Regions from separate parts of the Mus musculus genome. Here regions 2 and 3 are each linked to region 1. A link is a loop called in an ENCODE intact Hi-C map of the cell type or tissue named here. Cell type or tissue: left cerebral cortex. All regions are shown on one strand.

Region 1 (8,000 bases):
CCATGGTGATTTTAAATCTTGTCAAGTTGACAGTCAAGATTAAGTATCACAACTAGGAAAAAGCATAACCAAGGAAGACCTCTATAATAAAAACCTTTAAAGCAATGAAGAAAAAAAACTGAAGACACTAGAAGATAGATAAAAAACTCCCACGTTCTGAATTGGCAGAATTAATACTGTAAAAGCGATTCAATGAAATCTCCACCATAATTCACTGCATTATTCACAGGAAGAAGAAAAAGAAAAACCCTAAAAATCATATAAAGCACAAGGGATCCGAATAACCAAACTACAATGCAGCAAGACCAGCAGAAGCTTTGGAGCTCAAGCTAGATTACAGAGCCGAGCGTCAGACATTTTAGATAGCGGTTTGAAAGATTTCAGTCATTCTTTTTTTATTTTTATGGAAAATAGATTTCTCTCTCATACAAGTCACTCTTTAACAAAGCAAATACACTACTCTAGGTGTTCCTGGTCACACAGCTCTCCTAGGAAGCGCGTCTCCAATGACTCGTTTGTCAACCCCAGGTGTCTTCCACGTTGTGGTTTCAACTTCATAATTCTCTGAAGTCTTATTCATCTGGAAGTAGGAAAAGAATGTTGAACACATGTTAGAGGTTTTCAGGGCTCACTGCCCAAACCATCATCATTTTCTGTCTGTGTTCTTGGACAGACATCAGGCATTTGGCCCCAGCTAATCACGACGGTGGCCAGGAAACAGTCTAACTGTGTGCTTAAGGGAAGAAAGAAACCATTTGGTCATCAGATGTTTGTATCCTTGAAGTCATGAAGCTGGTTCAGAGTGAAGGAGATAATGCATGTTACATGCTTGGCACAGAACAAGTAATCAACACTCGAATGTTATTATTACCATCACAAATATGAATGCCGAGAGCTTGAATTAGTCTCCTTCAATTGAACCACAGTCCTTGCTGGAGTTCTCTGTTACAAAGAAAAGTAGGTTATATAAGGCAATCTCTTACTCATTTGGCTGCATCATTAAGTAGAAGCAGCAGCTAAAGATAAGGGAGGAATGAGTTGCTGGATGTTCAGATCAACACAGTGCCACAGGGTTCTGATTTAGACAACAATGTCTGAGGAGAGTGAGAACAGGGAAGAAGTAGACTCTCCTTGCACCTCGAGATAGGTTTAAATGAAGTAGCAACTACACAAAACCTGGTCATTTCTTTCCACGGTCTTTTCCGTTCACTCTCTTTTTGACACAGGGTCTATGCAGGTCAGACTGACCTTGAGCTCTTAATTCCCAAGCTCTGGAATTACAGGCAAGTGCCACCATGCCAGGCCCACTTTCTTACTTTTAAGTCATAGACATTATCAGGAGCCTCAGGTCAAGCACACATTTTAATTCCCACTTATTTTCTCCTCTCTTCCTACTTCAAGATTTTTTTAAGGTCTAAGAACAGGCCAGGGATGATGGTACATGTCTGTAATCTTAACACTAAGAAGTCTGGAGCTAGAGGAACATGAGTTTGTGGCTAGCCTGGGCTAAATAGTAAGTTTAAGGCCATGTTGGGCTACAGAATAAGAGCTTATCTCAAAATAAGATCACAAAACATGGAAGCCTACAAATACAATCCTATCCTACCAGAGTCTAAGAATAGAAACCATGCTTATCGTGTACATTATAATATTATAATATCCAACACGACCTAGAATGCTGTCTACAGAGAAGATCTATTTGTTGAGTGAATTTAATTTATATTGTCAGTTGCTTCAATTATTGACTAAATGGTCTATATATAGTAATAGAAAAAAAATGAGTTCCTAAATCTTGTTTCTGACACTTAGAATCTGTGGAACTTAGGGAGGTTACTTTATTGGGCTTGTTTGTATTGCTGTATTAGATAAGTACAATACGTTTTGCAATTATTATAAGAATTACATGAAAAAGTTTTGTTGTATTTGTAGTTGATAGAAGGCATTAAACACTGTTTATTCTTCCTCCTGGACTCCAGGACTCTCTCCAACACACAAACACACACACACACACACACACACACACATTTATATTTAGTGGGGACTAACATATGCTATTTACACAGTTTGGGGACTGTTCATTGTAAATCAAACTTGCCTTCAAGTTGGACTGAAATAGAGAACTGATAGTTTGTACAGAACTATTGAGTTCATCATTAGACCAGGATAGAGCATTTAAATTTGTGCCTGACCCACAGTAAATGTTCAATACATAGTTTTTGAAAGAATGGATTAATAAAATACTGAGTAAGGATGATGCCTCAGACAGATATTATAGGATAATTATACAATGGACACAATATATTAATAGAAACTCGGGAAGATTTTATCAAATGGAAGATTTGCAGTGATGGTCTATTTAAATAAGTTGTGTTTTCATTCATGCACCCAACTATCATTACGCTGTAAATTTGATGTAACGAGGATATGTATCAGTTGCTTTTTTTATCACTAAGACAAAATACCCGACTGAAGTACCTCATAAAAGGACTGTCGTTCCTGGTTTCAGCATGTCTCAGCCCATTCATCAGTAGTGGGGAGATACGTAGAGTGGCACTGTGTTCGTGGGAACATGTAGCAGAGCTCGTAACATGACTGATCAAACAGAAAGCACACAGCAGGACCAGAAGGAGTAGGTTAGGTTATAACCCTCAAAGGAATACCTCCTAGGGCCTACCTCCATCATACAGGCCCCATAACCTCCCAAAATAGTACTACCAATTCAGGACCAGGTATTTATTTATTTTAAAAAGTTTATAATTTAAAAATTATTTATAGGGACCCATGTGTCTGTGTGTGTGTGTGTGTGTGTATATATATATATATATATATATATATATATATATATATATATATATGCATTTGTCTTCAAAGGCCAGGAGAGAACACTACATCCCCTGGAGCTGGAATTTGAGATGGCTATGATTTAACCCAGTTCCTGGGAACTGAACTCAGGTTCGCAGCAAGAACAGCAAATGTTCTTAACACTGGGCCCTCTCTACAGCCCCAGGAATAGGCACATGATTCTGTAGGAGGCAGTCTAGATTGAAACCACAAGCCTCTCTTTTTTCCCTCCCCATGTTAGTGCAGTAAAGCAATTGAAGAAGTAAATACAGAATACAATCAGTAGCAAAAGGAGATTCATACCCATTAGGATGTACACCAAAATGGTATTTCTAAGTGTAGTAGGCAGCATACAGTAGGAAACTAGAAAGAGATGAGGTCCAGTAAGTAGTTAGGTCAGGGGTAGATCCTAAAGAGTCCTGTTTCCATGGCACAGAGACCTGAAGCTTCTAGGACAGTGACAGTGGAGCTTGCTTTACTTTTTGTTGCTATAGCAGAAGACTGCAGATTGGATAATTTTTGTTTGTTTTTTGAGACACGGTATCCTTACATAGCCCTGGCTCTCCTGAAACTATGTTCAGGCTGGCTTCAACCTCACAGAGACCCACCTGTCTCTGCCTTCTAAGCACTGGACTTAAAGGTGCATTATCACCACCATAACCACCACCATCACCCCCATCAACACTACCACCACCACCACCATCACCACCATCATCACCACCTCCATTACCACTACCCATTACCATCACCATCACAACTACCACCACAACCAGCACCAGCTCTGACTGGGTAACTTTTTTGTTTTTGTTTTTCAAGACAGGGTTTCTCTGTGTAGATCAGGCTGGCCTCAAATTCAGAGATCAGCCTTCCTCTGCCTCCCAAGTGTTATAATTAAAGGCAAGTGCTGCTGCCACCACAACCCACAGAACTGGTTAATTTTTAATAAGCATACATTGATCAATTCTGGAGGCTAGGAGGTCCCCGAAATCAAGAGCTTGGTTATTTTAGAGCACAAGGCAAAGAGAAAGAGAAAAGAGTAGGAACTTCAAATACTTTTATAGTTAGTATTAATCCGTGTATGATTTAAATGCTTCCCATTAGGCCACATCTTAACACTCTTGAGGATTAAAATTCAACATATTAATTGGTGGTATGGGGGTAGGGCATGGGTGGGCACATTGTGGAGACACAATCTTTAGAGAGTTACTAGACAATTTTAGTGCAAAAACAATCCCACTATAGGTTCAGAAAATATTAACTGGATAGTTGGTTAAACAATGATAAAGAAATTAGCTAAGAAATTAGTAGAATAGTTTGAGAATAAAAGAAATTATAATGGATTAAAACTTGCACACACATGTGGGTCACGTGAACATGCATACATGAGTACACACCACAGACAAAAACCAACCAAACAAAAATTCCCGGTCATTCCACTGCCTGATAAACACAGGGTACCAAATTACAAATGGAATGCAGATGCACCAAAGGGAGTTTTACAGTTTTGTGAATTCTCAAGCTGGTGTGACAAGAATGAAACCTGCAGCCTTAATAAGAATTGTGAGTTCTTGCCAAAATCACCGTGCTTCAGAATGGCGTGTGAGATAGAAAGGGAATGTGAAGAGACCACAGAATTCCTCATACCACACACAATTTTAAACATCTATTAGCTTTTCATCCGTTGAGAGTTAACAGATTTAAGCGCAATATTCTAGATTTGGTTGGCAGATGGTGTACACAGATTTTGAGTACGCTCGAATCTCATTTGAAACTAGCAAGATTACATAGAACCATGATGGTAACTTAACATTCACAGAGAATTTAAAATTTATCCCTAACTCTTGAGTTAAATGTGGAGCACTAGTAACATTTAAAAAGGCTTTGTTCATAGATCTTCTGGATTTCATAGATCTAAGTCTCGGGATGTAATACTGGTCTAAAATGCCTACAGGGCAGAGTCAATATCTTTCCATGGAAATCTGGCTCACACAAGAGGAGAAAAGAGGCCAAAGGGAAGAAAGGCTAAACCAGGGGAGATCGCAGGTACTGATGTCTGACTCTGAATGGGACTTCTCCTTTTACCGAGCTGTCTCACTTCCTTCTATGGTGTGGACCTTTAATCTCGCTGGTTGTCAGCCTTGTAGGGTCAAGTTAATCACTGTTGACATCACCCTACTACTTCCCTTTTCAAATTCCACTGAAGCTATGTGTTTCCTGTCGTATTTGACACCGCAGAGAATGAATACCGGGCTGGCTTCTATCTAAATTTAGACTGGCAGGAACGTGGCGACTCTTAGTAAGTCGAGATAAACAAAACTAGGTGACGTTTCCAACACTCTCAAAGAAGACGAGGGGGTGAAAAAAAAAAAAAAAGCCCCAAAGCCCTGTTACTAAAAGGGAGAGCGGGGTGCATTTGAAGAGGCCTGTGTGTAGGCTCAGAAAGAGACTGGCTGGAGCCGTTTTCTTTAAGGCAGGAGGAGGGCCGTGGGGTCGGCGCCAAATTGAGCGAGGCGAAGCCCCGGAGCCCAGGCACCTCCAGTTCGGGGTGAAAACTACGCACAGGCAGCAGCTGCCTCACCTCTTTGTCAAGCCCACGGCGTCAGCCTCTGACACGAGGGCGGGCGTCCTCGCCTCCGGGGTGAAAGAGGGGCGCAGCGGGCCGCCCCTCCCCCCCGCCCCCCTACGACACGCGGGGCCCTGCCTCGGGCGACCTGTTGGCAGGGCGCGTCACGTGACGCGGCGGGCCGCGCCGTCCCCCGCGGGCGGGCCTCCTGTTGCGCCCGCCGGGCGGGTTCCACCACGTAGCGCGCGGGCGCCGCCCCGCTCTTCCCTCGCCGGAGCGAGGGAGGGGGGCGCGCCGGAGAGGAAAGGGAAGGGAGAAGGGGCGGGAGGAAGCGAGCAGGGGGCGGAACCCGAGTCACGTGACCTAGGGGCAGCCCGGAAAGCTCCGAGGAGGAGCCTGGCGCCGCCATTTTCCTGCAGCTGCCTGGCCCTCTTACCCGGTCGGGCTCCAGCTGACCAGGGAAGGGGTGGGCCGAGGCTGAGGCGCGGGACCCGGGAGTGGCCCCGACTTGGTGTGGGAGCCCGCCGGGGGAACACGCGAGCCGGGGCTCTCGGAGCGGGTGGCGGCGCGCGGCCCTGAGCCCCGCCCCAGGCCGGCAGGCGGGCGGGGAGCCGGTGGGGGTAGGGGGTGCGGTGGGGGGTGGGGACCCTCGGGCGCTTGGGGGTCCCAGGCCCCGCCGGCTGCGGAGCGGAAGGGGTGGCGGACGAGCCGCAGAGATGTCTGGCCAGAGCCTGACGGACCGAATCACCGCGGCCCAGCACAGTGTCACTGGCTCCGCGGTATCTAAGACAGTATGCAAGGCCACGACCCACGAGATCATGGGCCCCAAGAAAAAGCACCTGGACTGTGAGTGAAGACCCCCCGCATCCTCTCCCGACCCCTCTCCATCGTCCTCCTCTCTCTCTTGGGCTGCCTCTTCCCTCCCTGCGTCTTATCTGCACGATGGCTCCTGTGCCTGGTCGAGCTGTGTGTTCTTTTCTGCTCCCATCACACCTGCCTTTAACGGCCTCTGCTCTTCTCTCAAAAGAGAGAAAAAAAATGTGACAATCCATTGCGCCCCCAGAGATCCCCTGAGACCCTCGCCTCCTAGCCCCCGGCACCACCAAGCCCATCGCGCTCCACCAACTTGCCTCCCACCCAGCTCCTCACTCAGACTCCTCTCCCAGCTACTGCAGCCCCTTTTGCCCTTCCATCCCACCCGTCCCGTACCTCCTAGCAGCCGTCCGCTCAGTGATTCCCCGGCTAATGTCTCCAGGACTCAGGCTCACCGCCCCATTGTTCCATTAGCTTTTTAAAATTCCCTTTCCTTTCTTTTTTTTTTTTTTTTTTTTTTTCGTATTTCCGTACTAACTCTGCTTGGTGGGACCAGATTTCTGTCACTTCTCAGCTCTTGAAGTGTTTTTCCCCTCCTCCCATTTCTTTGTGGTTTCCTTTTCTACCTTTCTATCTACCTTTTCGGTCATCTTTGCCATTCTAGCTTCCGTTAAGTTCCTTTGACTTCTTGTCACCTCCTTCTTTCAATACTATGCCCAGTTACTCGGCTTTTATTCCATTTACGCTTGTGGGGAGTAGAAACAAAGGGATTCAGTGTGGTGTGGGGAAGGCTTTGTGGGAAGTTACTATTTTTATTTGCCATCATTATATTGTCTGAGTTTTGAAGTTGTGTGTTGTGCATGTTCTACCCCCCCCCCCCTTTTGTAATCCATATGAGGATATGGATAAGGGCTTTGCTGGTTTTGGTATCAGTTCCTGGAACTGTTAACATTGGTGGTTTGAATTTAGAAGCTTGAGTGTGATGTGTAGCGGTTCGAAATGGATCAATATATTTAAGTACAAATAATCAGGTTTGGAAACGTTTTAATTTATGCTAGCTGTATTTTGGATAACTATCTTGCTTAAGCGGCATAATGTAACTCCAGCATAAACTTAGGTACAGTTAATAGAGCGGACTCCTCCCAGTTGCTTTCTAACCTAGGAGCCACCTGTAAAACCACCTCCTTTTTCTTGTTGCTCCTTTGCCCTAGGGTACAAAGCTCAGTGGATCACTCAGTCCTTGAGTCAGTGGAATGTTTCAGGAAAAAATAGGGATATAGCAAGGATAGTAAATTCTCTTTTTAAATGACTCCCGGACACATTAGCCAAACTGACTTTCATCATACATGAAAGTTGCTTTGCCCTGTGAAGCAAGAGCGAGCTTGTCCTGAAAGGGAATTCGCTGTAAGGAATCTTGTTTCTCACTTGGACTTTGGCTGTGAGGTTTGCACTTGAAGAAAAAAAAAATACGGCGGTGTGAATTCTAAGACCCACTGGTCATGAAGTGCTGTTAGAACAAGTTGTTGCCACAGACAAAACCCATTATTCGTTGCGATTTGTTCCCTGGCTGTGGACGTTTCATAGAAGCCATCCTTTGGTTGGCTGTGGTACTTAGACAGGCTGCTTTTTAACTGACCCGATGTAGGAAAGTGGAAGGGATATTTAAATGGTGACTCCACTATAAACATTCTGTAGGGGATTGTGAATAAATTATAAATGGGTTTTGAAAAATATATACTTGGAGAGATGCTTTTGTTTACATTCTTTTGAAAGACTACCCATG
Region 2 (8,000 bases), 130 kb before region 1:
CCAAGTGTCAACTCCTAAGAACAATTGGTAGTCAAGAAGTGTGCATAGTTTACAGGTTTTGCTATCTATTGAAAAATTGCATGGCAAACTTAAATGTTGTAGAAATGGCTATGACCTCTAAGTCTTGGGATCCTTTACTTATTTGATAACTATTTCAATTATATTTTTGCAGAAATGAGAGACACCTAAGCCCACGCCCCTGCCTGGCGGCAGACGCCACTGGGTTGAGAAACTATCTGATGGAGAGATGGGAGAGAGGGAGTACTGGTGGAGAGAAAGCGAAGCTGAGTGGTCCCTGCACTGTGGACAGAGGTGGAGCTGGAGATGTGATTGTGGTAAAGAGCAGGCAGATGTGAGGAGCCAGGGCAACCCCCTAGGGCCATGGAAGTCCAGGCCTGAGCTGCTACTAAGAGCCAGGTCTCTACTGCACCTGGGGTTTGTGTTGATGTCTGTGGCCTGTGTAGCCATCGAAGGCCATCTGGCCTGACTTGGATTTTTGGAAACTCAACGGCCACATCTACTGACACCCTTTCTGCAACAAGACCACACCTTCTAATCCTTTTCAAGTGGTGATACTTCCTGATGACCATACATTCAAGTATATGAGCTTCTGAGGGCCATTCTTAGTCAAACCGCTTCACACAGATTGCAAACTGTCAAGGAAAATGTATTCAGAAGAAAAATAAAAGCACAGCAAGAAAGTATCAGGATCAGGAGTTCAAGGGTTTCTGCTATTATCTAGGGCTTCCTTTTATGGAGTGGACTATTGCATGGAAGAAGGTGGAGGGAGGAGTTGGTAGGGTAAGATGGACTGTTCTCTGTTTTGCCATACAGACTTGGGTTACATAAGCATTTCTTGACTGCATATCCTTTTCCATGGTACATCTGAATTTAATCATATGCATATGTAATTATGAACAAGCAAAAGATGGTACATAGGGGAAATTTCCCCTAAAAGTTCACTTTTAGGACAGTTTGCCTTACTGTGCATATATCTAAACCTTGTTCAGGCATCTCCCCCCATCTCCGGTCTGATATGTTCCACAACAGGATTGAATGGAAACTGACCCCAAAAGGGAGGTTCCAAGAGGTAGCTAAGGAGACAAACCTTACTCAGGGCTTGGATCACGGAGCAGCTTCTCCATGCAGCCCAGGGTCCGAGTGCCTGGTTAGGACAGGGTCTGTGCAGTGCCCAAGCCAAACGAAGTACTACGTGGCCCTTTGCTCATTTTAAAGTCTTATTTTTGCAAATATCTTTCCTTATTTTATGTCATTTACCTCATAGCATTTTCCTTTAAAAATAGATAATGTGCCGGGCAGTGGTGCATGCCTTTAATCCCAGCACTTGGGAGGCAGAGGCAGGTGGATTTCTGAATTCAAGGCCAGCCTGGTCTACAGAGTGAGTTCCAGGACAGCCAGGGCTACATAGAGGAACCTTGTCTCAAAAAAAAAAAAAAAAAAAAAGAAAAAGAAAAGAAATAAACAAACAAACAAAAAAAAATAGATGTATGACTATTGTTCCACTTTTGATATGCTTTTGTTTTACTATTTTTGAAAAATATTTATTTATTTATTTATTATATGTAAGTACACTGTAGCTGTCTTCAGACACTCCAGAAGAGAGCATCAGATTGCATTACAGATGGTTATGAGCCACCATGTGGTTGCTGGGATTTGAACTCAGGATCTTTGGAAGAGCAGTTGGTGCTCTTAACCACTGAACCATCTCACCAACCCCCTGTTTTATTATTTTGCATAGGAATTCACTGTAAGATTTTCAGATTTATGCTTACTAGTGTCTTGGAGGAAAGCCCATTTTGTATCATTATCAATCAACAGAGTCTAAATTTGAAGGTCTATTTTTTAATTAATAGATTTTTAAAACAGCTTTAGTTTTATAGAAAAAGCCAAAAGTACAGAACACATATACACTCCCTTGTCCCTGTCCCTGTGCTACCTTCCCCCATTACTAACACTTTATTTATTTATTTGATTTGGTGCTGGCGATCACATTCCCTGCCCCTGAGTCATAGTCCAGGTCTTTATTTTATTTATTTATTTATTTATTTATTTATTTATTTATTTATTTATTGGTTTTTCGAGACAGGGTTTCTCTGTATAATCCTGGCTATCCTGGAACTCACTCTGTAGAGCTCTTGATCCTTCTGCCTTGGCCCCCTAAACAGCAAGAGGCACAGGTTTGGGCCACCAGACTCCTCTTACTCTTGATAAGTCAATATGACTTATCCTCTTACAGTTGATAAGTCAATATTGCTATATTATTATGGATTAAAATTTCATTTTCACACTTCAATCCATTATTTTTTTAATTATGTGTTCTCTGAGGTTTGAGAAATCTCCAGTAACGCATACCCACACAGCATCATTCACAGTAGTTGAACTACTCTGAACTTGTTCTGTGCTCCATATACCCATGCCGCTTTCCTCTCAACAATGACATTCACTGATCTGTTTACTGTCTTCATTCTGCTTGCCTTTCAAAAGGGTTTTGCAGTTGGATTCATAGGGCCCTCTCGAATTGGCTTGTTTTGTTTTGTTTTGTTTTTTTAACTTAGTTTTTATCCATAACTACAAACTTAACTCTGCAATCCAGCTAGACTTCAAAGGAAATAAGAAAAACAGGGAGCCAAAGAACTGCAGTGAGGGCGCAATGATCATGGGATATTGTCAGCAGATGGGTGATCCTGAGCTAAAGAAGGAATGGTCACAAATGAGGTGCCCCCAGGCAGACATGGTGGTCTGTCTGCTGGTCTTCTTGTATCGGGATCCTCAATGACTGTCCTTCCCAAAGACCACAGGTCTGCTGAATCCTGGCAGAGCAGAGGGAAAAACTAGGAAGCATTTGTGTTTGGGCCAGCATTTGCTTCAGGATAGCTGCACACCAATACATCCAGCCTCATCTACTTTTGAAAAACATGTTCTTGCTTTTAGTTAATGTTTTAAGTTAGCATATGTGTTGATTGGTTGGTTTTTGTTGTTTGTTTGTTTGTTTGTTTTGTCAGTTTGACACCAGTGCAGGTCATCTGGAAGGAGAGAATCTCAATTAAGAAGCCCCCATCAGACGGGCCTGAAAGCAAGTTTGTGGCATTTTCTTGATTAATAATTGATGTGGGAAGGCCCAGGCCACTGTGGGTGGAGTCACCCCTAAACTAGTGGTTGAATAAGACAGCAGGCTGAGCAAACAGTAGAGAGCAAGTCAATAATCAATACTCCCTTGTGGCCTCTGCTTCACTTCCTGTATCCAGACCCCTGCTTTGAGTTTCTGCCCTGACTTTTCTCAGTGATCAGCCATGATTGATAAGTTAGGGCTGGAGAGATGGCTCAGCCGTTAAAGGCTAGACTCACAACCAGAAATATAAGAGAAGTATAAGCTAAATAAATCCATTTTTTTTCTCCCCAAGTCATTCTTGGGCATTTATTATAGTAATGGAAAGACAAAATAAGCAGACAATATGATGGGCATCAACGGACGTACATACATACATACATACATACATACATACACACTTTGTTCTTACTCATTTCCTGCTTTCAATCATTTCCTTCTATTGAGTAATAATGTGCTATTGTCTGACTGTAGCACACTTTAATTATTCATTCTCCTGAAGGGCATCTTGGTAGTTTCCAATTATGAATAAAATACTGTAAATGTCTGTAGGCAGGATCTGGAGGAGACATTAATTTCCAACTCATTTTCGGTAAACTTAAAGGAGTGTTGATTCAGTTGATTGCGAGGTTAAGATATATTGAAAGTAAATTTAATTCTATAAGATTTATCTTTTAATTTTAAGTAAGATAAATGTGGTCATTTTTTTCTACTCCATGAGTCAGTTTTCCTGACGTCACAAGAAATAATCTCTTAATAAAAATATCTGGATCCTTAGAACATGTTACCTGGACACCTATTGCAGACTGGAAGAAAGTCTACATAAACCAAATTGGGGCATCCATAGCTTCTTCTCCTGTGTTCACACCTCCTAAGAAAACATAACAACAGGTTACTGTGGCTTTTATTTCTAAACTGAGGATTGTGTACCCCTGTAACTGAGACTAGTTTGCAATATATGACCTCTTGCATACCCAGAAAGCAAGCACTCAGTTCTGGACAGAAAAGAGGGGCTTGAGTCATCACTGTTGTCTGGAGGGCTGTATTAACTGCTTACAGGGTTTTGGTCAGGACAGTGGTGGCCTCCTAATAAGCAGAAGGAAGATTTGTCTTGCGGTGGGCTGTAGAGAGGTAACAGAACCACACCCAGGGAACCCCGTGTATACATAGGCAGGAAAGGCCTGAGGAACAGGCTTTGCTTTGTTTGTTGTTATATAAAACAGGCTCTTATGTAGCCTCTGGTGGCCTGAAACTCATAGAGATCTGCCTCTGCCTCTGCCTCTGCCTCTGCCTCTGCCTCTGCCTCTGCCTCTGCCTCTGCCTCTGCCTCTGCCTCTGCCTCTGCCTCTGCCTCTGCCTCTGCCTCCTCTGCCTCTGCCTCTGCCTCTGCCTCTGCCTCTGCCTCTGCCTCTGCCTCTGCCTCTGCCTCTGCCTCTGCCTCTGCCTCTGCCTCTGCCTCTGCCTCTGCCTCTGCCTCTGCCTCTGCCTCTGCCTCTGCCTCTGCCTCCTCTCATGGGATCAAAGGCATGCCACCACCATACCCAGCTTGAGAAGAAGGGTTTGAGAATACAGGCTTTTGGCTTTACGAATAACTTTATGGCCGTTTTGACACTCTATTACCAACACCTTTACCACAAATTTAGCAGCTTCTTATATTGCTTTCATTTCTCTAATTCATCCTACCTTATGAGAAGACAAAAAAAAAAAATACTTTTTTTTTTGTCACTCCACCACCCCGACTGCTTGATCTGGCTAGCTTGATTCAAAATCCTCATCACTGGTCCTCATAGATACCATTGCTCCTCCACTACCATTCAGTTCTGTGGATCTAACTCAGGACCTTGTACAGCCAGGCAAGGTTTTTAACACAAAGCTGCAGCACAGCCTTTCATCACATTAACAAGCACAGAAAGACACTCGAGTGCTGCATACTCTAGCCCATCTGTGGGAGCTAAAAAGCAACTGGTCTCTTAGAATAGATGGTAGAATAGGAGTAAATTAGAAGGCAGGAAGGGAGGAGGAGCATACACTTAAAATGATTAGAGTCTGAAAGTTTCTAACACATGGAAGTGATTTTTGAGGACATACACTAATTATCTCAATTTTATTATTGTAAAGTAGGTAAGTGTCTTGAATTATAATACAATACAATACAATACAATACAATACAATACAATACAATACAATACCATACAACACTATACTCCATAAATAAGCACAAGCATATCGACTTAAGTAGTATTAACGCCTTTCTTCCTGCCTGGGAAGTATGTCTTTCTTCTTCCTTCCTTCTGTATCCTAAATTCACATATCCTAGGCCAACTCAAGGTCTTAGAGATTACTCCTCACTCTTTGTTTCCATGACTTATCAACCACTAGATATCCTTTATCCTACCTTACTTAAGCTACTGAATCCTTCCTCAGGACTTTGACCTCACAGTCTAAAAAAGCTCCAACCCTTAAGGTCTGCCAGGTCTTAAGCCTTTGCTATTTGTGCATCAAGGATGACAACCTTTGACACTTTCTCTTTTTTTCATTCCATCAGCCTCCTGGCTCCTGACTCAGTGTCACCTAAGCATTCTCCAATGATCCAAACGAATTCAACGTCTGTGTCTTTGGCTAAGGATATAGAGAAATCGGTATGTTTAACCTTTTGGTATCTTGGAAAATGTTTTGGCAGTTTTCAATGTTTTCTGGGTATTTTTTATAAATACCATCCCGTAATGAAGCTTTCAGAAGTATTGACTAATTAATGGGAGAACTGGTTGGGAACGTGCAGAGCACAGTAGCTCTTAGTATACCAAATCTCCTTCGCATCTTTCTTTTGAGGACACTTAGGAAGCATTTAGGGTCTACCCAGGTAATAGAGTCTCTCCCCAACCTAAGATCTTTAAATTTATTGTATCTGAAAATCCCCCCAACACACACACTTTTTTTAAAAATCTATCAAATAAGACAACATTTGAAGCTTCCAGGAAATCTTTTCATGGTCATTATTCAACTGCAGCTGCTATCTTGGACAGTGAGGGTAGCATTCTCTCATAGTATTAAGTTCATAGTAGAAAGGAAGCAAGGAGAATCTTCAAAGAGGATCAACCCAAAAGTTGATTGCATTTCTTGAAGATAACAGCATAGCTAGTGTTATATCAGATTGGGAGTTAAAAAACATAAATCACATTGAGGTTTGAGTGTTCTGTACATAGGCTGTGGGTTTCCAATGTTTCAGTCTGCTTAGACTGAGAATATCTAGGACAGTGCAATTATAAATGATATCTGGTGGCCAGGGTGTGGCACTTGCCTTCAGTCCCAACAATGGGGAAATGGAAGCAGACGGATCTCTGAATTAAAGGCCAGCCTGGTCTCCAGAGTGAGTTTCTGGCCAACCAAGATACATAGTGAGACTCTGTCTCAAAGAAAAGGAAGAGAAAGCAAAGAGAGAAAAGAGAAGAGCGAAAGTATCCAGAACTAGGATCCAAGGTAAGAGCCAGAGGCACAATGGACCAGAGGAGGCTGGTGGAAGGCTGTCACAGGTGAGCCACCAGAAAGATTACTGATATCACCAACAACGATGAGCAAAGTAAAGGACATCTGAAAAATCAGAGCTTGAGTGGCATAGGGCATTGTGAGCCTTCATGATCCATCTGTTAATTTAACCCAGTTACTCATGTAGTCTACCAATCAAACTCATTAACATTTTTTAAACATTTGTATATTTGTGCATGTGTGTGTGTGACTGTATGTCCACGTGTGTGTGGCACACATGTTTGTGGAGGTATGTGAGCCTGTGCATGAGTGCAGAGGACAGAAGAGGGCAGGACTTAATCTATCACTCTCTGCCTATTTCTTGGAGACAAGATATCTCCCTGATCTTGAGACTCACATTTTATTGGTGTGGCCGGAAGCCAATGGTGAGCCTCCTGTTTCTACCTCTGTTGGAGCTGGGGTTGGAATTCATGGGACACTTATTATGTGGGTCCTAGGAACCAAAACTCTAGTCATTAAGATTGTATAGGAAGTGCTCCTAACCACTGGGCCCTCTCTCTAACCCCATGAGCTCTTTAATGATACTGTATATTTCTAAATGTATTGGGAATTGAACCTTAGGCCTTACATACACTAGTCAAGGGCTTTCCCATCAAAGTCTATATCCCCAGCTCTCTTATTACATTTTATGTTGAGACAGAGTTTTACTAAGTTGTGCAGGCTGTGCTTGAACTCACTCTGTAGTGCAGGCAGGCCTTGAACTTGTGAACCGAAAGTCCCAAACTCCTAAGCAGCTGGAATAGAAGGCCTACAATACCAGTTCTGCCTAATCTGTTTCTATTTTAAGTGTCTTAGCAAGAGGTAAGCAAGGCTAGCTTCATGTGCTAGTATCAAGAATGTGAGAGGGGAAGAGATACTTTTTTCAGATGAGTACCTCTTAGGATTTTATAGAAAGAGTCTGTTAAACAAACCTCCAGATGCCTGACCTACTGTAGGCAGAGGGGTCCTGAACCAGCGGGCTGCAGCTGCTACTTTCCCAAATCCACTAATCTTGCTCTGGGCTTTCATAGCCTTCCTCCTTAAAAACCTTTATTGCGACAATTTTCTAAGTTCTTTAAAGAATTTCTTTGAACAGACTTAGGCAGGGAGCATCTCTTCAGCCTGCCTTAGAGGACGGTTGAGCTCTGTTACTCATTGTTTGAGAGAGAATTCCTGCATAATAATGGTTCTGACTAATTTGAGCAAGATAGGGCAGGCCTTACAGAGGACTGAAACCTCTGTAAAACTTCCGTGTGAAATGTGAGATGTAGGTGGGGACACTTACTTCAGCCCTCTCTACCCACCGAAGACAACCCGGGTGTAAGATCGATATCTTAGATAAGAGATGAGT
Region 3 (8,000 bases), 92 kb before region 1:
TAAATGATTAATTTGTATTGACTTAATAAATCTATCCACAAATATTCAGTAGCCACCCATTATGTATCAGTCATTCATCAGGATAACAAACCCTACTGTGTTTTTGAGAAAGTACTCTATGATTATTGTGATAGTCAATCTCAATTGTCAAGATCTAGAATCACCTGAGAGACCAGCTGCTAGGCATGATGTGAAGGATTTCCTTGACTAGATTCATTCAGGTGAGAAGATCCACCCACTGTGAAACTGGTTTGCAAGAGTACTTTAGAAGAGTTTGGAGAAGTAGACTACAAGAAACCTAAAACTCTGTGAGCAGAGATTTATAGGCGTCTCCTACAAATCTCAGAAGCTCAGAATACCAGAATGCTATTAGAAATGTGGACCTTCTTAGGTCTAGGGAGATGACATAGAGGTTAGAGCACTGACTTCTCTTCTAGAGGAAGTGGGCTCATAACTGTCTGTAACTCCAATCCCAGGGAATCCAATACCTTCCATGGGCACCAGGTGTGCAAATGGTACACATACAAACATGAAACCAAAATACGGCAACACATAAGGAGGAGGAGGAGGAAGAGGAGGAAGAGGAGGAAGAGGAGGAGGAGAAGATGTGGACAGTAGAGATTGCACTTAGTAAAGATTCAGTCGAGACAAATTTCTGGAGGGAATTGAACTACAGGCCACGAACTTGTCTCTACTTTGTCGATGTCCTGAAACTTAATGGTAAACTAAGTTAAAAAGTGTCAGACCAATTTAATAGGAGGAATTCCATAAGAGAAGAGTATTCAAGATGTGGCACGGTTATTATTGGATGCTTTTAGCCAGATTTACAGCAAGACTCGGGAGCAAAACATATAGAAAAGTTTGAAAGAAATGTGTTTTCACTGGAAAAGGAAGCAGTTGAAATAAAGGTGTGGTATTACAGAGGTTAGTGCCTTTAAAGATACCAAGAAAAAGAAGAGGAATAGAAGGAAAATACCACTTTGCATGAGAAAATAGAAAAGATACTTTGAAGGCATGCCAGGGATTGGATAGATCCCAACCACCAGAAATTTCAGGGTGTAAAGTTGTAAGATTATGAACTCATTTGAAAGAGAGACCTTTGGGGTAGATTGCTCTCACAGGGTCATAGAGGGAAATGCTTTACTGATCTTAGCTGCCTAGGGGGGCAAAAGCAGAATGCTATGACACTGGATATGAAGTGTCCTTAGGAAGGGCTCATATAGTAAAAAAAAGGTTGCTTGAACACACTGGTAATGATAGTACTCAAGGTGGTGGCAGGAGAGTCACAGGGTTAAGTCCAGCTTTTCTCACTATCCCTACTTGCAAAGTAATGGCTGGTCCCCATTTTGGGATGTTCTGAAAACTAAAGGAGGTGAGCCCCAGCTGGCGGAAGTAGGTCCTTGGCGATATATCCCTGCACCCTTCCTGCCTGTCTCTCCTTACCATGTGAAGTGCTGCTCTACAATGCCCTCCCCATACTGCTGGAATGATGATGGAAGTCATCAATAGAAAAACCAAGCTAGACTGTGTGTAGCCAAATATACTGTCTGCCTTGCTCCTTGCATGTGGCCAGGGTCTTATCACAGCCTGTGGCCTACACCCCCAAATGCTGAGGACAGCTTAGTGAGAACACCTGGGGACCCTACCTGAACACCCTGCATGGCTTTTGTGCCAGAAAACTGAGAATGCCAAAGTCAACATCATGAAACCCAGTCCTGAAACCACAATTCCAACAAGCCTTGTCAAGAAATGGCCTGGCTGCTTCTCCTGCTGGAAATAACTCAAAGCTTATTCTTCTCTGCCTCATGTTCCTAGTTTCTGACTGGATTCTTTTCTTTTCTTTTTTTTTCTTTCTGGGATCACCTCCAAAGTAAACTACCTACACTTAACTTGTGTTCTCACGATCTGCTCCCAGGGATCCCAACAAGATGAACTTTCTCAAGGTGAACTTGGGAAAATTACTCAGATAAAGTCCTGCAAAATAAAGATATTACTTTTCTCCCAGAGACAAAATCACGCGACAGCTCAGCCTAACTGCTGACATAGAGTCAGTCCGGCGCTGAGCCCTGGTGTATGCGGGGCACTTCTGTTTCACTTCTTGTTCCACAGAGAAGCTCCTGTGACCCAGTTTCATCTCTAGTCCAGCCTCATGCCCAGTGGTCTCACCACCCTTCCTGTCTGACTCCACACCAGATGCTACCTCTTATTTTAGCCCTGCTCACCGTGACGTTTGTCACATCTCTGAAAGTGACCATCCTCTCACACATAGGTGATGCAGCACATGACAGTCTCGTTGCCTCCATACAGATCTTTCTCTTGCCTGTCAAGCCTCCCCACTCAGGTTCCCCTCTTCTGCAAGGCTTTCCTGTTCTCCCTCCTTTGTCTTTCCTGTCTAGACACACAAGTACACACAGAAGGCACGCAGGGAGGACACCTAACCCAGGGGTTTTCCTCTTTAACTGTGCATCACCTAGGACCATAATTATGTGCTTCCTTTCTCCCTCAGGAGAATGAGAACATCTGTGATTAAAGGTGTGCACCACCAAGCCCGAGAACATCTGTCTACAGCACATATCTTACTTCTTTCTGTACTTCCGGCACATATCTTAGCAGCCACTTTTTTTTTTCTTTAGAAATTTAAAGATTTATTTATGTACTTATTTTATGTATGTGAGTACACTGTCACTCTTCTCAGTCACACCAGAAGAGGGCATCAGATCCCATTATGCATCTACCATGTGGCTGCTGGGGAATTGAATCTTGAACCTCTGGAAGAGCAGTCAGTGTTCTTAACCACTGAGCCATCTCTCTAGCCCCATCAGCCAACTTTTAAAAATGTAAAAACATTTCTTATCCAAGCAGTGATGGTACACTCCTTTAATCGTAGCACTCAGGAGGCAGAGGCAGGCAAATCTCTGAGTTCCAGGTCAGCCTGGTCTATAGAGTGAGTTTCGGGACAGCCAGGGCAACACAGAAAAACCTTGTCTCAGAAAACAAACAAACAAACGAATAAAATGTAAAATTACTTTTGAAAAGTAAACAAGTTTTAAAAACACCATTGAGCCAGAAGAATCGTCCCTATTTTCCATTGAGCAAACAGAATCAGCTTTAACTGATTCTATTCAATTTAATGTAACTTATAGGTGGTAAATGAGGAACTCAGAACTGACCGTTTGACTACAAAGCAGGACATTTCTTCCACAGCAACTTAGCTGTGAGAACTGTGTGCCAAAGATGCTCACCTCGATCTCACATCCTCTTCTAAGAAAATAAATTCTGTGTATAACCTTAGAGGGAAGATAGCTTTCCATCCAAAATGGCCTAGTCTCCAGTCATGGTTGATAGTTGAAGAGGAAGTCAAGTAAGGACTTACTTGAGAATCCACAGAGAGGATCAGTTGGCCAAGAGCTCTGATCCTCTAAGGGGACAGAGACTAGGGTCACTGAGCCTGATATCCTGGATTTTCTGCTTGTAGGCCATGTGATTTGATAAGCACTAAGAATGGATCAAGGGGCTGGTGGTATAGCTCAGCGGCTAAAAGAACGTTTTGCTCTTATAGAAGACCTGGGTTAGGTTACTGAAACCCACATGGTACCTCACAACCGTCCATAACGCTAGTTTCAGGAGATCCAACGACCTCTAGGGGAAAGAGCAGGCATAACACATGATGCAGGCAAACACTCAAACACAAAAAGGAAATCTTTTTGTGTTTAATAGAGTGTAGGCTGGGCGTGGTGGCACATGCCTTTAATCCCAGAACTTGGGAGGCAGAGGCAGGCGGATTTCTGAGTTTGAGGCCAGCCTGGTCTCCAGAGTGAGTTCCAGGACAGCCAGGACTACACAGAGAAACCCTGTCTCAAAACACCAAAAAAAAAAAAAAAAAAAAAAAGAGTGGATCTAATATGAAGAACACAGACGAGGCACCAGGCTGAGTGGGAAATAGAAAGAAAGAAGGAGGGAGACAGAATGTGAGAGCAAGAGGTGAGTGGGGAGGGAAAGAAAGGCCAACTTTAGCTTTTGATAATTTCCATTGACTGTTGATCCTTAATTCTTAATAAAACGCTTCCTTTTCAGCTAATTCGGCTCATTTTTCTGTCCCACATCTATATAGAGCTGTGAGTCTCACGTGTTAGCATATTCCTAAGTGTGATTTCATGTTCACAATACATTTCCTCATATTCTACCTGCAATGAAGGTAACTGCCTATGGATGTCACAGGTTGGTTTCTTTGGAAGCAGATACTGAGGGAAATGGGATTGGTATATGTTAGGGATCAATCTATGTGAAGAAAGAAGGAAGGAAGTGGAATGGAGAAAGGAGAAAGTCAAACTTCATATAGGGTCCGAGAGAGCCGTCTCTCAGGCAAGGGCTCTGGAGCCCATGCTGTCCTCCAGAGCATCCCAACTGCATCTTTTTACTCAGCCACTGGACAGATGCTGGGGGAATCCCACAGTCTGGGAGAAACTGAGTCTCTGCAGCTAAGAGCAAGCAGAGGAACTAGAACTGAAGGCTCTCTTCGGGCCACACTCCTTATGTTTGGACAGCAAAGCCTTCCTAGAGGGACATCCCTGTTTACCTCCTTGACTGTGCCACCACGTTAACAGGGTACCATGATTTTTTTATACTGAGCATTTCATCTAGACACCTAGTATGTCTGCTGAAGGTCACATAGCAGATTTGTTGCCGAGCCACACACTAAACAAAACAGTCCTACTTTTCAATTAAGATCTTGATCTGAAGTGATCCAAGAGGCCAGGAAAGGCCTTATCTCCTGCTCCTTCTGGTCCACTTCAGCCTCTCTCTTTGGTTTTTGGAGAAAGTATTTTCCTACACAGTACATGAGGTCTGTTAGTAATAAATCAGTTTATTCACTCTCTGGAACTGCTTTCTCTATGTCCTTTGTCAAGCCCACTTCTCCACCAAGGTGCTCAGTTTTAGGAGTGGAGAACAGGGGCCACGGAAAATACATTGCTCCCCAGCTCCCAGCTCTCTTTACTTTCTCCCAGGAAGCAGCATGTGCCATCCTTCTGTCAGAAAACACCAAAGGTAAGAAATCCTGGTCACATTTGTGTTAGTCAAGGTCCTCCAGGCTTGTGTGTGTGTGTGGGGGGGGGGGGGGGGAAACAGAGACAGATAAGGAGAGACAGATAAAGAGAGACAAGGGGAAGGGTTTTCTTTTTTGTTTGATTTGTTTGTTTGTTTGTTTTTTACTGTATTTACTGGATGTTTTGCCTGGAGGTATGTCTGTATACCAGATGTGTGCCTGTGCCAGAGGGCATCGGATCACTCAAGATTAGAGTTACAACCAGTTGTCAGCCACCATGTGGGTGCTGGAAATTGAACCCAGGTCCCCTGAAATCAGTGCTCTTACCCACTGATATCTCTCCATCTCGTAGAATCAACTTGGACTTAGGCTGAGAATGTTAGACTCTGCAGGATAGCTGCAGGCCCAGGAGAGAACCGTGCTGCAGTTCGAGTCTCCAAGTCATCTGCTGAGGTTCTCTCGTGCTCAGGGGCAGCTAGTGTTTTGTTCTCTTCAGGCTTTCAATTGATTGAGTAAGGCCACTACATTATGATCTGCTTTTATTCCTAATCTGCTAATACAAATGTTAATTGACTCCAAAATGTTCTCAAAAAAAAAATATCAAGCATCATGTTTGAGCAAATATCTGGGCCCCGTGACTTAGAAAAGCTGACATTAAATTAACCATTGTAATAGTGTAAGTTGAATATATATATATTTTTTACAACCTCAGTTTACAGCAGTATTCCAAAGTAGTTGTGTGAGTGCCAGTTGCCGGAAGACCCACTGCACAGAAGGCCTGCATGGTAGTGAGCCTCACAATAGATCAGCATCAAAGTAGAGGAAAGAAATTCCAGAAAAGATGCAAAAACCACCAGGCAGACAGAAACATTAGAGTTAGAAGACGTGTTTGGCAAACACAGACTTAGCCTTAATGATTTCCTTCTGTTTCAGAGATGAAGAAATGAGAAATCCAGAAACCAAAGACCTTGCTCTTTTGTCAAACAGACTTGGTAGAGCAGAGTTGCAAAATCAGACCTTTGGGGGCTTGCGTGTTTCTCCTCTTACTCCCTGGTGTAGGTAACTGAGGCTCTGGCTTCCGCTGGGAGTGGGGGTGGGGGTGGGACAGTGACCCTTGCTGATATTTTGAAGTTCTAGATCCTTGAATTCATCTCATGAATGGCTTTGGACTTACAGACACCCCCCCCCCCCCAGTATATAGTCCTTGTACCATGTTTCTTTCCTTAGTAGGTCTGCTCAAGCTCTCTTAGACTGGTATGGAGTGAGCGAATCTTCTCTGGAAACAGTATTAGTTGCTTTGCATCACTGCAGTTACCATGCTGGTAGAAACAACTTAAGAGAGGAGGAGCTAGCTTTGACTCACAGTTTCTGAGGCTTTTCAGACTAGCATAGCAGGGACAGCATGAAAGAATGGCTCCCTCTGTGGCAGCGGGAGCTCACAGGACATTGGGCTGGGGGACAGAGAGAATGCTGATGCTTCTGAAATTCGGCCCTTAGTAACTTCGGCCTGCCAGGCCCCAATGGCATTCTCAGCTGAGGAACAAACATTGAAGTCATGAACCTGTAGGGACATTTCAGATTCAAAGCACAATAAAAAAAAACCAACTAGATAAGTTTTAATGTGTGAGAGACAGAGAGACAAAAAAATTGAGGAATCACATCCTGTGTAGGTATAGAAAAAAAAATTCTTTTTTGAGACAAGGTCTCACTAGGTAGACCAGGCTAGCCTTGAACTCAGAGATCCACCTGCCTTTACCTCTCAGATTCTGGTAAAGATGTTTTTAAAGAAAACTTGAAATTCTTATTGTAATTACAAACCATTTCCTAAGGTTTGTTTTATACATTCAGAGATTTGCATCATAGGAAAGAGTTATTTAAACTAAGTCTGTGCTTCTAAGGGGAACACGTATTGATTAGGTGACAAAACTGTATCCTGCTTGAATATAACAGAAGCGTTAGCAGAGCCTGTCTGTGGTTCCTGTGTTTTGAGGTCCCTTACAGATAGATCTGAGACAGAGACCAGCTGAGTAACCTCTCTTGGGTCCATCCTAGCTCTCAAAAGCTCCCTCTATGTGTGTCTTGAGCTGACCCAATAGCTCTGCAGCAGGGTCCCCATTGGTCACCCTCTATGGTCCCTGGATCACATGCAGGTAATAAATAACTACCCTATGTTCTTTCTTCTTTCCTGCCCCAGATTCTCTGGTCCACTTGAACCATGCCTCTTTCAAGCAGAGATTTGCTCTGTATCAGCCAACTCTCTGCAAATCAGCTGACTAATGATTTTCTATCTTTATTATAAAACAACCTAGAAAAGTTTGTAGTTTACTGAGAATCCCTCTGAGTCATATCTCAGAAAAAAAGTCCTCCACGAGCCATTCTATATGATTTTGGGTCAGAGGAGCCGCCTCTTCATTCCTAAAAGCAGCTGGCTTTTAATACCGTGGCTCTGGACCAGGAGACGGGTAGACACTCGGGCTTCCAAGGCATTGTAGAGGAGCAGTCGATGTTTGGCATGTCACTTTTGTCAGCGATTTGGTCATCCCTGTAAAGAGAAGATTATAACAACTCTGTGTGTGTATGTGTGCATGTGTGTACACACTCAGCACCCTTTGCCCCCGGGGTTGTCTACAAATCAATGAGATCATCTAAGTGAAATACTGTGTCTACTCAATCGTAAGTTCCCTTTATAACCGGATTACACTTTCCATGAGTCATCTCGTACGTCAGTTCTTGGCATAGCTGTCGTTAATCCTACCATGGTTTCTCTTTTTTCTCCTTTCTCGTTTCCTGGCAAATGATCAAGTTGGTCATATGCACATCTCCCTATGCCATATTTAATACCTTTTTGGTTCCAGTTAGGTATATAAGCTCCCCCCCCCCATCACTAGGGAGACTAGAACTCCCTCCCTCACTAGGAATCAATCAGAATGTCTTCCAGTTGACAGCTGGATATCTG

Evidence for each region. Peaks named below come from ENCODE experiments on the same cell type or tissue, not always from the same donor. Only the 100,000 strongest peaks of a DNase experiment are listed, where the experiment ranks them.
Region 2: it touches region 1 in a loop (3-fold over the local background); 14 of 42 quality-filtered maps call a loop at or near these places.
Region 3: a loop joins it to region 1, with 2.5 times the contacts of the local background. A loop is called at or near these places in 17 of 42 quality-filtered maps.

What each region holds. Positions count from the first base shown.
Region 1 is chr7:90,124,453-90,132,452 of GRCm38, forward strand. It overlaps Picalm (phosphatidylinositol binding clathrin assembly protein), which reads left to right and starts at 5,761. Exons shown (of 20, transcript NM_001360867.1): 1 at 5,761-6,250. The coding sequence starts at 6,121. 2310010J17Rik (RIKEN cDNA 2310010J17 gene) reads right to left here and starts at 5,484. Exons shown (of 3, transcript NR_046007.1): 1 at 5,420-5,484; 2 at 2,476-2,592; 3 at 384-580. In left cerebral cortex, no CTCF peak of the experiment used is centred here; DNase peaks (open chromatin) are centred at 4,614, 5,034, 5,745, 6,358 and 3 more places; H3K4me3 peaks cover 3,361 bases; H3K27ac peaks cover 3,410 bases.
Region 2 is chr7:89,999,396-90,007,395 of GRCm38, forward strand. No RefSeq gene overlaps it. Among named protein-coding and RNA genes, the nearest start is that of Eed, 22 kb to the left of the region's middle. In left cerebral cortex, no CTCF peak of the experiment used is centred here; no DNase peak of the experiment used is centred here.
Region 3 is chr7:90,031,972-90,039,971 of GRCm38, forward strand. It overlaps E230029C05Rik (RIKEN cDNA E230029C05 gene), which reads left to right. Exons shown (of 6, transcript NR_110365.1): 2 at 5,007-5,046; 3 at 5,978-6,103. Among named protein-coding and RNA genes, the nearest start is that of E230029C05Rik, 6.8 kb to the left of the region's middle. In left cerebral cortex, a CTCF peak has its summit at 3,684; DNase peaks (open chromatin) are centred at 2,137, 7,499 and 7,755; H3K27ac peaks cover 1,281 bases.